Linked DNA regions of Homo sapiens: region 1 is linked to region 2. A link is an interaction called in ENCODE POLR2A ChIA-PET data of the cell type or tissue named here. Cell type or tissue: GM12878. All regions are shown on one strand. Links, peaks and the distances in the headings refer to the core of each region. The heading gives the core; the rest is flanking DNA.

Region 1 (7,740 bases), core at 1,486-5,485, 200 kb before region 2:
GTAGGAAGGCCAATACTGTAGCAATAGCTAATAAATTATTAGAAAATGTGTTTCCTTTATGAGGCATTCTTAGAGAAATCTCCAGTGATAGGTAAACTCACTTTATGGGGCAAGTTATAATGCAGTTTAAAAAGGTTTTATAGACACATTGGCACTACCATTGTGTCTATCACACTCAGTCTTCTGGAAAGATTGAAAGAACAAATGGCAGGCCAGGTGCAGTGGCTCACACCTGTAATCCCAGCACTTTGGGAGGCCAAAGCAGGCAGATCACAAGGTCAGGAGATCAAGACCATCCTGGCCAACATGGTGAAACCCTGTCTCTACTAAAAATACAAAAATTAGCCAGGTGTGGTGGCAGACACCTGTAATCCCAGCTACTTGGGAGGCTGAGGCAGGAGAATCGCTTGAACTCCGGAGGCAGAGGTTGCAGTGAGCAGAGTTTGCACTACTGCACTCCAGCCTGGTGATAGAGCAAGACTCCGTCTAAAAAAAAAAAAAAAAAACAAATGGCATCTCAAAACCGAAATTGGAAAAGTGAACTGAGTCACTTGGCCAAAATGTACTACTATTAGCTTTAATGGCAACCTGATCCACTCCCACTGGAAACCATAAGTTGACCTCCTATGAAATAGTCACTGGAAGGCCTATGCCCCTAATAATAGAACTTCATGCATCTCCCACTCTCCATTTAGTTTGACTAAATACTGCAAGGCTTTAATGCGTTATGCCAAAGCGTATCTTCCCTAGGTAAAGGAAGTTTTTTGTGATCCACTGACTGAGGACAATCAAACCATTCATGATCTAGGACCTGGTGATTGGGCCTTCTGAAAACAACATCAGAGGAACACCGCTCTTGAACCCCCTTGAAAGGAACTGTACCAAGTTCTTCCACCACCCATACTTTAGTGAAACTTCAGGGCTTTGAAACTTGGGTTCACATCTCACAACTCAAAAGAACCGCTTCAGACTTTTAGAACTGTATACCTGTTGAAGACTTTAAGATAAAGCTATTAATAGAAAAATTTCTTCCAGAAGCAGATGACATCCTAGACTTGAACAGCTTTCCTAAGATAACAGATCAAGACTTTTATGCCGTCATTAAAGCTTTGTGCTTTTTCTTTTTTCCTCATTTCCTTCTGTCCTAATCCTTTCCTTTTGCCTGTGGTAAAATCCATGGGACCATAAGAAGTGGATGGATTCAACTCTAGCTTATGCTCTAGCACAAAGCCAGATCATGGCTGGGTACAATGGTGCATGCCTGTAGTCCCAGCTCCTCAGGAGGCTGAGACAGGTGGACGCTTGAATTTAGGAGTTTAAGTACAGCCTGGGCAATATGGCAAGACCTTGTCTCCAAAAAAAGAAAAAGAAAAAGGAAGGAAGGAGGGAAGGAAGGAAGGAAAGAAGGGAAAAGAAAAGAAGAGAAAAAAGAAAAGCCGAGCAATTGTTGGGTTTGTGGGCTAATGCCAAGGTCAGAAAACAGTTTCACTGATGTCAGTGCCTCTCCATGTTCCCAATGAGAGTCACTCTGAAATTTCAAAGGAAGAATGGAAAGCTATCCTTGATATTTTAAAGATGACTGCTACTTACTTCACTGCACTTGCTAGAAGCAACACTCTAGGTCAAGCACGGTGGCTCATGCCTGTAATCCCAACACTTTGGGAGGCCGACGGGGGGGGCGGATCACTTGAGGCCATGAGTTCGAGACCAGCCTGGCCAACATGGCGAAACCCCGTCTCTACTAAAAATACAAAAATTAGCCAGGTGTGGTGGCATGTGCCTGTAATCCCAGCTACTAGGGAGGCTGAGGCAGAGGATCACTTGATCCCGGGAGGCGGGGGTTGCAGCGAGCTGAGATCATGCCACTGCACTCCAGCCTGGGAGACAGAGCAAGACTCTGTCTCAAAAAAAAAAAAAAAAAAAAAAAAAGAAAGAAAGAAAGAAAGAAAGAAACGAAACAACACTCTAACTTTTCCCATTAATAAAATGATCACTACCAAATATAGAAAACCTGTCTAAGTAATGCCTGAAAAAGAATACTGTGCTTCCAGGCATCATGCACAGAAGACCTGGGAATTACCTATGTGGGCACAGGTATTGTTTGTATCATGTAACCAGATTAAAGTCAGTAGGATCCTTTTTTACTAAAGGTGGTTATACACCCTTATAGCATGTTATTAAAGGACTACAAAAAGTAAAATGTTCACAGGAACTTGTGTAGGAGGTATGCGGATTCATGGGTGAACAAACTCAACCGACCCTTGCTCCCGCACAACTAAGTGGCCCTCTTTTCCAATCGCTGGGGGCGTATACTGGGTCTGTGCGGTATGGTCATTCTGTTCTGCCTCCTCACTGGTTTGGATCTTGCTTTTTGGCTGGCTCCCTTCTGCCTTTCAAATAGCTTCCTCTGAATGTTCCTGTAGTAGCTTCTATGATCAAAGGCCAAAATGGTCGATAATCAAAATTAGCAACTTTGAAACTGATGAAGATAAGCTAGTTTCCACTGAGGAAAGAGTCCAGTGGGATTCCTGGGGGGCCACTTTCAGCAGTAGTGAGGTACCAGAAGAATGGAATTTAAAGCTAATCCATAAATTAAGAAAAATCTTGGATTTTGCAGCGAATCAGACTTCCTAGGGTTTCAAACAAGTAGAAGTCACTCTGAAAATAAATAACATATGCGTTCAACAAAACCACTCAATGGAACATCACGTAGCTTAAGTTCCCTTTTTATTTAAGTTGGGGGCTTTTGTTTGCTATTGAGCAAAACTGAATGTTTTACCTATTTCTCCCTTGATTTTTTTATTACAGAAAGCTATATTTAAAAGGGGGCTGATACTGCTGTTTTCTAAGATACTGCCACCAGATACGTTAAGGAAATCTCTCAAGAGAAAGGAACAGATGACATGTCTATGGGAGCAACTGACAGTTGGTTTGTAAGCATCCCGAATGGTGAATGGCAAGCTTGGCTTTTTCCAAGGTTTTCTAAAGTATAAATTTCTTCCCTTAGGTCTCCAGGTTATTATGACTTGTGTTACCAGGTAACAACAAAAATGGCCTTTTAAAATCAGGCCATTTTACAGCAAACTATAGTTCTTAATCATCACCAAATCCTGCACCAAGGACTATGCCCAACTAGAGTCAAATATTGTTAAACTGCCTATATTGTCTGAACTTTGACCTGTTTGATTTGGTTAGGTTCGTTGAGTTCATTTCTTAGAACTTGTTGAGGAGTACACTTTGGACTTGTTTGTTTGTTTGCTTGTTTGTTTTAAGAGGTAGTGTCTGTGTATGCTGCCCAGGCTGGATTCAAACTCCTGGGCTTAAAAGATCCTCCTGCCTCAGCCTCTCAAGTAACTGGGACTACAGGCTCATACCACGGCAACCAGCTGGTCTTTTCCTATTATTTTCTTGATCGTCATAATAGTCCCTTGATATGGTTTGGCTCTGTGTTCCCACCCAAATCTCACCTTGAGTTGTTATAATCCCCACATGTTGTGAGAGGAACCTGGCGGAAGGTAATTGAATCATAGGGGCAGGTTTTTCCCATGCTATTCCATTGATAGTGAACAAGTCTCATGTTCTCCCTCACAAGCTTTCTTGCCTACCACCATGTAAGATGTCCCTTTGCTCTTCCTTCATCTTCCTACATGTTTGTGAGGCCTCCCCAGCCATGTGGAGCTGTGAGTCCCTTAAACTTCTTTCCTTTATAAATTACCCAGTCTTGGGTATGTCCTTTTAGCAGTGTGAGAACAGACTAATATATCCCCTGGGGCACGGCATCATCTCAAGTCTTAAATGTTTTCTTTTTTTTTTTTTTTTTTTTGAGATGGAGTCTCACTCAGTCACCCAGGCTAGAGTGCAATGGCGCGATCTTGGCTCACTGCAACCTCCACCTTCCAGGTTCAAGCAATTCTCCTGCCTCAGCCTCTCGAGTAGCTGGGATTACAGGCGTGTACCACCACACCTGGCTAATTTTTGTATTTTTAGTAGAGACGGGGTTTCACCATGTTGCCCAGGCTGGTCTTGAACTTCTGACTTCAAATAATCCACCCGCCTCAGCCTCCCAAAGTGCTGGGATTATAGGCGTGAGCCACTGCACCCAGCCACTCAAGTTCTTATGTATGAACTGCAAACTAACTTAGTATTAAACAAACTGAAAACCTAATTTAGGGGTGAGCTTCTGTAACAATAGCTAAGTCTCAACCAATCACAACAGCCATGCATTAGTCAATCACAGGCGGCCAGCTGTTCAGACCATGTTCAAATAAGGCGAATACTGTGCTGTAACCAATGCAGCTGTTTCTCTACCTCACTTCTATTTTCTGTCCTTTGCTTTTCTTCTTCTGCCATAAATTTATCTGCCCATACAGCAGCCCTGAAGTCTCTCTGAATCTGTTCCGATTCTCAGGACTGCCAGATTCATGAATCATTTTTTTTTCTTTTTCTTGCTCAGTTAAACTCTGTTAAATCTAATTTGTCTAAAGTTTTTCTTTTAACCCTGCCAAGTAGCTCTTTCCATCTGGTTCTTGTCTCATGATGTAAGTGTTTCTCTGCCTTTTCATCTCTGAAACAGAGTCACCTGGCATTGGTAATATTCTGTTCTGATCACCTCTAATGGGAAACTAGCTGTAAAGATGCTGTTTACTATTACAGTCAGAAATTCACATCGTTTACTGTTTTGCTTTTGTGTTATGTTTTAAAGATAACATCGTATGGCCTTCTTTCTGAAGGGCCTGAAGAAGCCTTTGGACCAAAGCAATAAAATTCTGACCTTCAAAAAAGATTATATCACATAATTTTCTACCTTTAAAAATTGTATAACATTTTTTATTCTAAAATAAAAAGCATAGGTACACAAACCTAAGCTTTATTCCCAAAAAAGATGTTTTCTAAGGGAATATATTCAGGTTACAAAATGCTATTTTTAGGGAGCTAAATGATAAGAACTTATGGACACAGAGAAGGAAACAACAGATACTGGGGCTTACTCAAGGCGGGAGGGTGGCAGGAGGGAGAGGAGCAGAACAGGTAACTATCAGGTACTGAGCTTGATACCTGGATGATGTAATAATATGTACACCAAAGCCCCGTGACAGGTGTCTGTCTATGTAACAAACCCTCAAATGTACCCCTAAACCTAAAATAAAAATGTTGTTTTAAATGCTATTTTTTTCTTCAATGTATTTAGCTATTTTAGTGATTCCCAAATGATTTATACTCGATTGCTCATTACATGATAGATTGTGGGGTCAGTGAAAAAAAAAATTAAGTTAGAAGCTCTTATTTTCTTTGTTTTGTGTGTGTGTGTTTTTGTTGTTGTTTGTTTTGTTTTGAGATAGAGTCTGGCTCTGTTACCCGGGCTGGAGTGCAGTAGCATGATCACAGCTCCCTACAACCTCCGCCTCCTGGGTTCAAGTGATTCTCCTGCCTCAGCCTCCCAAGCAGCTGGGACTACAGGTGCCACCACGCCCGGCTAGTTTTTGTATTTTTTTGTAGAGATGCAGTTTCACCATGTTAGCCAGGCTAGTCTAGAACTCCTGGCCTCAAGTGATTCACCCACCTCAGCCTCCCAAAGTGCTAGGATTACAGGCGTAAACCACCGCACCCGATCTGGAAGATTCATTTCACAAAAATTTTAACTTAGAGTTTACGTAATTTAAAAAAATAATTGAAGAGCATCTCTATTCTATAGGCAAATCAACAGTTAATAGAGCCCTCAGTATGTGTCACAATAACTATAGCTTAGATACACCTCACTATATCTAAAACATGTATTTAATTTATAGGAAAAAAAATCATGAAAAATGAATTCAGGAGGAAGACCATAACTTAAAACAAGGTGAACAGTGATGATTCAGGGAAGAAAGAGGATGTCTGTGGTCTGTTCATCCCTTTCCTCTATACCAAGATGGCCCCTTCAGCTTTGCTTATAATAAAGAGAAAACAACCAAATACTTTTGAAGAATAGGCCAATAATACTAAATAGTCATTAAAAAGAAGGTATGTGCTAATATAAAAAGTATCATATAAAAAGCCCTTCCAGATAAATTGTGGGTTTTGTGTTGTTTTTATAGATTTTTTAATTTTTTTTGTAGAGAGGTCCCACTATGTTGCCCAGGCTAGTCTTGAACTCCTGGGCTCAAGCTCCTGCTTTGGCCTCCCAAAGTGCTAGGATCATAGGTGTGAGCCGCCACACCCAGCCCCAGATAAATTGTTGGGGAATTTTTAGAAAAATCCAGAATACGCCTGTAATCCCAGCACTTTGGGAGGCCGAGGCAGGCAGATCACAAGGTCAGGAGACGGAGACCATCCTGGCCAACGTTGTGAAACCCCGTCTCTACAGAAATACAAAAAATTAGCCAGGCGTGGTGGTGTGCACCTGTAGTCCCAGCTACTCGGGAGGCTGAGGCAAGAGGCATCGCTTGAACCTGGGAGGCAGAGGTTGCAGTGAGCCGAGATCGTGCCATGGCACGCCAGAACCTGGCAACAGAGCGAGACTCCATCTCAAAAAAAAAAAAAAAAAAAAGAAAAGAAAAAGAAAAATCCAGAATATCATCCATTTTCTATTTAAAAAGGGCTGTTGTGTGTGTTTATCTGTGGGCACCAGGGTTGTAGGTCGAAGTAATAATCTGGCCTACGGCCATACCACCCTGAACGTGCCCGATCTCGTCTGATCTTGGAAACTAAGCAGAGTCGGGCCTGGTTAGCACTTGGATGGAAATAGTAATCTGCTTGTTTTTTCTGTGTGTTTGCCTCCTCTCTCAATGGTGCCCCAAGGGCTGGGTGGCAGTGTTTTCTCCTTCAGCCCATGCCTAAGCAGGAACAATGATTTAAAATCCCTCACTAGAGAAAATTTCCTGTATGCATATTTGTAGAATCAGTTCTTCCTCTCCCAGAAGTAATGTAAGACTGTGCCTGTGGAAAGGAAGAAAAAGGCAGAGTGGTGCCAGATGAAGGGCAGAGAAGATGGATGAGGAATCAATGAAGTGTGAGGGAGGAGACCAGGGAGAGGATGAGTTTCCATCAAGTGTGGCTCCATCACTAACTCCTCAGCTGACATCCACCAGCTGGTCAACAGCTCTAGGCACTTCTAAGACTCCTGAACAGAGGAGAAATGAACAGTTGGGATGAACTAACTAGATTATGCTGCAGTAACACCCTCCAACTCTCAGTGGTTTAAAACAATAAAATAAAAGAAAACCCTGTATATCTCTACTCACAACATCAAATGTGTGGATTTTCCACACCAAGCAATTCTCCAACTCTCCTGACAGCAACTGGATGTCCTACAATTCAATTGTGATATTATCCACACACAGTGGGCACAGACGCCACACATTACATGCTCAGTTACACAAGTCCCGGGCCTCTGCTACTTCTGACCAACTTGGCAAAAAATCAGGGGTTTCCACAGCCACCTCCTCGTGTTTGATAATCTGCTTTAATGACTCACAGAACTCAAGAAAACACCTTATTTATGTGTGCTTTTATTTATTTACTTAAATTTTGTAGAGACAGGGTCTCACTCTGTCACCCAGGCTAGTCTCAAACTCCTGAATTCAAGGGATCCTTCCACCTCAGCCTCGTGAGTAGCTGAGACTACAGGTGTGCACTACCACTCCCAGCTCCTAACTTATGATTACTAGTGTATTATAAAAGATACAAATGAACAGTCCAGATGAAGAGGTACACAGGGAAAGGTGGGAAAGAGGCATGGAGCTTCCCTGCCCTTTCCAGATA
Region 2 (4,000 bases), core at 1-4,000:
GGGTGGGGAAGGGGCAAGGCATCCCTTGCTTTGAACAACAGAATGAGTGGAAGCCTAGATCTTACCTAGCACAAAGTTGTTGATTCGTTCTATGAACAGTTGGTTTTCCTGGGACTTACAGAGGTTAAAGGCTGGTTAGCCTGTTGCCTTCCTGGGCAGGGCATTAGGTAGTCTCCAAGCTGAGGCCACCTGTTCCTGAGCAGCCTTGAGCCGTGGCCAGGCAGCCTCGGAAGCACCCAGGTTGGAGATGATGCTGGGGAGAGCTACCCAGGAGGCCTAGAGGGAGTTTGCTGCCGGCTGTCAGCACAGCAGGCCTGCTAAAGGAAATCGAAAGTCTCACCAGAAACTCCGGGAGTCAGCTGGCACCTTGGTAATCCAAGTTCAAACTCAGCAGTTTCTGCTAATTTCCTCCTCAGGGGGCTGAAATCTCACCTTCTCATCTGAGGGGCTGTCCCAGAAGATTCAAGCTGGAGAAGATTTGGGAGGTCTCTCTAGCCTGTCCCCTTAGTGGAGACTGAAGGCCCAGGGAGGGGAGAGGCCCCCGGAGGCCAGGGAGCTGGTTTCAGTGGAGAAAACATTTGCTTAAGAGCTTGTTGTGTAAACAAGATTGCAGAGGGATAAGCCAGCCGAACTGAGGGAACAAATTGTTTTTAGGGACAGGGCAGACTGAAATGCTTATCTAGTCAGGAGGAAAGCCCTGCTCTTGGGAAACTGCTAACGTGTTGGGGCCTCCCTGGCGTTCCTGGGTCTCACTGGGCGGTGTCTCCCAGGTTGTACATGGGCCCCAGTGTGTGTGTCTTCCCTGTGGGCTTCGGTTGCCTCATTGTTGAATGGAGCATGGATCCAATGGTTCTAGCTTCTGCTGAAAGATTCGGCACTCTACAATGCAGCAGAGGCTCGTGGGGTCGAAGTGCCAGTGCCTTGCCCCATCCCTGCCCCATCTTGAGCTTTCTCTTGGGGGAGGCGGTGCAGCAGGAGAGGGCAGGGCAGAGTCCTTGGATGAGAGTGAAGCCATGATCCCAGTGAGTATGGGTGGGGGTGCCCACTCTGTGATCCCCCGGTGGGCAGTATTCTTTGATGATGAAGGAGACAGGTTGAGGGAGGCCAGGGCAGCTTCAGAGCTCTGGGAAGGCAGCACAGGTGTTTGAAGCACCACATGGAGATGTTGTAGATCGGATGTGGCCTTGTGTGGAGGCGGGGGGAGCATGGACCATGACTGTTTGTTTTTATTGATTGATTGATTGAGACGGAGTCTTGCTGTGTCACGCAGGCTGGAGTGCAGTGGCACAATCTCAGCTCACTGCAACCTCTTGCCTCCCGGATTCAGGGGATTCTCCTGCCTCAGCCTCCCAAGTAGCTGGGACTATAGGCCCGCACCACCATGCCTGGCTAATTTTTGTATTTTTAGTAGAGATGGGGGTTTCACCATGTTGGCCAGGCTGGTCTGGAACTCCTGAGCTCAAGTGATCCTCCCAAAGTGCTGGGATTACAGGCGTGAGCCACTGCACCAGTCAAGTCAATGACTGTTTATTGTAGATGGGCCATGGTGGACTGTGACTGTTCATTGCAGGTGAGCCTTGGCGGAATGTGACTTGTTACTGTAGATGGGCTATGAATTGCCCTTCTAGGGTCAAAACCTTTCTCTTGGGGGAAGGAAGATACAGTTTAGCTTTTGTCCTTTCAAAGGAAGTTCAGTGTTATTTCTGACCTTGTGGTTTCTACACGTGTCTGACGCTTCCCTCTGACCTAGGCCCCTGGACGTGGAGCCTCCACCTGGTCTGGCTCTGCCCCAGGGCTGCCTCAGGAGGCAGGAGGTCTTGTCTGTCCCTCTCTGCTTTGCACTACCCAGAAGTGAGACCCGTGGGCCTGTGGCCAGGGCCTGGCAAGGCCTCTTGGGCTGAGGAGGCCCTTTTCCTTTGGAGCCCAGCCTCAGGTGGGCCCCCTCTGACAAGTCAGTGCAGAGGCTTCTGGTGAACAGACTTCTTCCTGCCCCCGTCTTCTCATGAAACTTTATCTACCTCCCTTTCACCCTCTTTCTAGACAGGCCTGCTGGCATTTGAGGCTCCCCTAGTTAGACAGTGGCCACTGTTTGTGGGTGCCCACTGGGTGCCAGGCTGTGTTAGGCATAGCTTCATTGAATTTTGGCAGCAGTCCTGGAATGTAGATGTTATTATTTCCCCATTTTACAGATGGAGAGACAGAAGCCATAAGCAGTTTAATGACATCCCAGGACCACGCATCTAGTGAGTGGCAGGATCCGGAGTTCCTAAAGCTAGTGCTCTGGACTGTGCTGTTCTGCATATTTTTTCATTCTTTGTTCTGGTCCCAGACATTGGGGCCCTCTCAAGATAGACTGTGTAGTGAGTGGGGTCCTTGGGTCTAAGTCTCGCAGGTGAATAGGGCTCTCAAAGCCACACTTCTCGCCACCTGGCTGCTGGGTTCTCTCTTCCTTACCTGAGGTCTTGGGGCCAGTGTGAAGGGCAGAGGCAGTCCTGACTTTCTGCCCTCCCTGCCGACCAGGGTTCTGCACAGGCCTGCTCACTGTGTGTGGCGTGATCCTGCCTCCCCGCCCCCGCCCCCGGTCCTGCCAGTCAGCCCCGGCCTCAGGAACTGGAGAGATGTGTATATGTTTGCCCTCTGGCCCCTTTGCCTCTTGGAGCTGGGCAGGCGGGCAGCATTCCTGGGACTGCTGTTTGCCAGCAGGGCCCGTCCCAGGCCCACAGCCCACTTCTTGGAGGCTTGTCAGTGCAGGGCCCCTTCCAGATTAGCCTTATATGTCCCCAGCCTGATGGACACCCTGTCCTTCCTTCCCCAAGGAGGATGATACTCTGACCAAAGGGCCTGCACCCAGTCTTTACTATAGACAGGAACTGGGCCAAGTGTGGGAAGGTGTATCAGGGCCAGGCCTGGGGTTGCCCTGTGTGGGCAGACCTGCCTCAGAACAGACAGTTCCTTGTGCCCAGCCCTGCCCCTGCCCCTTGTGCCGTCCTCGGTATCCACACCTGGGGGCCAGCATGCCTGGAGGCTGCCTCTGCACCCAGGTTGTCCTGAGATTGTTCTTGGGGGTTTTTGAAAGCCTCTCAGTGGGGCTGGGTCGGCAATCTTTGGCCCCAAAGCTCCCTGGCTGATGGCCCCCAAGAGCTGGTTCACAGTGTAGGGTGGGCTGATGGGGTCCCATGGGGACCACAGCCTCTGTTCCCAATAACAGCTCCCTGTCTGCCCTTCTGAGAGGTCTGGAGCTCCCTCACCAGACTGAGCTTCTCAGGGTGAGGGCCCTGCCTACTCTGTTGTGCCCCTGCAGCCCTGCACCCAGTACCAGGCTGTGTTGTAGCATCAGGGGATGGGGCCTGGGGACCAAAGTGCTGCCCAGAGCTGAGGGTCCTGGAGCCACATGAGAAGGCTTCTCCCTGTGTACCTGTGCAGCACAGGGTAGGGTGAGTCCACTCAGCTGTCTAGGAGAGGACCCAGGAGCAGCAGAGACCCGGCCAAGCCTTTACTCATACCATATTCTGATCCTTTTCCAGCAAATTGTGGCTACTAATTTGCCCCCTGAAGATCAAGATGGCTCTGGGGATGACTCTGACAACTTCTCCGGCTCAGGTGCAGGTGAGGTTGTCATGGGGGCCCCCCCCACCCAAGACGGCAACAGGTCATGCCTGTGGGCAGTGGTCAGGCAGTCTCCTGTGTTTACTGAGCATGTACTGAGTGCACCCTGCCTGCCCTGTCTCCACCCAGCTGGCTCCAAAGGGCAATGCTGAGGAGAGGAATGGGGTCCGTGAGCTGCCTGGTTAAGGAGAGCTCATGCTCGGAGGTGAGGTGAAGGCTGTGAGCTCCAGAAGGCCCCAGGGCCGCCTGCTGCACGCAGGCTCATATTCACTAGGAATAGCTTTACTCACTAAGAAACCTCTGGAACCCCCTTCAGAAGGTTATTTGACTCCTGAGCCTCTGTTTTCTCATCTGCAAAATGGGAATAATACCTTGACCTGATAAGCTTGTGGAG

Evidence for each region. ChIA-PET counts read pairs that join two places held together with the same protein. Peaks named below come from ENCODE experiments on the same cell type or tissue, not always from the same donor. Only the 100,000 strongest peaks of a DNase experiment are listed, where the experiment ranks them.
Region 1: POLR2A ChIA-PET joins it to region 2 with 5 read pairs; 2 of 35 experiments call an interaction of 5 or more read pairs at or near these places.

What each region holds. Positions count from the first base shown.
Region 1 is chr2:20,400,617-20,408,356 of GRCh38, reverse strand. It overlaps LOC105373465 (a long non-coding RNA gene), which reads left to right. Exons shown (of 5, transcript XR_001739317.2): 5 at 2,809-5,166. It also overlaps the pseudogene RNA5SP86. Among named protein-coding and RNA genes, the nearest start is that of RHOB, 43 kb to the left of the region's middle. In GM12878, for the core only: no CTCF peak of the experiment used is centred there; no DNase peak of the experiment used is centred there.
Region 2 is chr2:20,204,949-20,208,948 of GRCh38, reverse strand. It overlaps SDC1 (syndecan 1), which reads left to right. Exons shown (of 5, transcript NM_002997.5): 2 at 3,525-3,606. It overlaps LOC124905978 (a long non-coding RNA gene), which reads right to left and starts at 663. Exons shown (of 2, transcript XR_007086241.1): 1 at 341-663. RefSeq lists enhancers at 1-459, 460-1,084, 1,085-1,709, 1,792-1,991. In GM12878, for the core only: no CTCF peak of the experiment used is centred there; a DNase peak (open chromatin) is centred at 1,658; H3K27ac peaks cover 2,307 bases.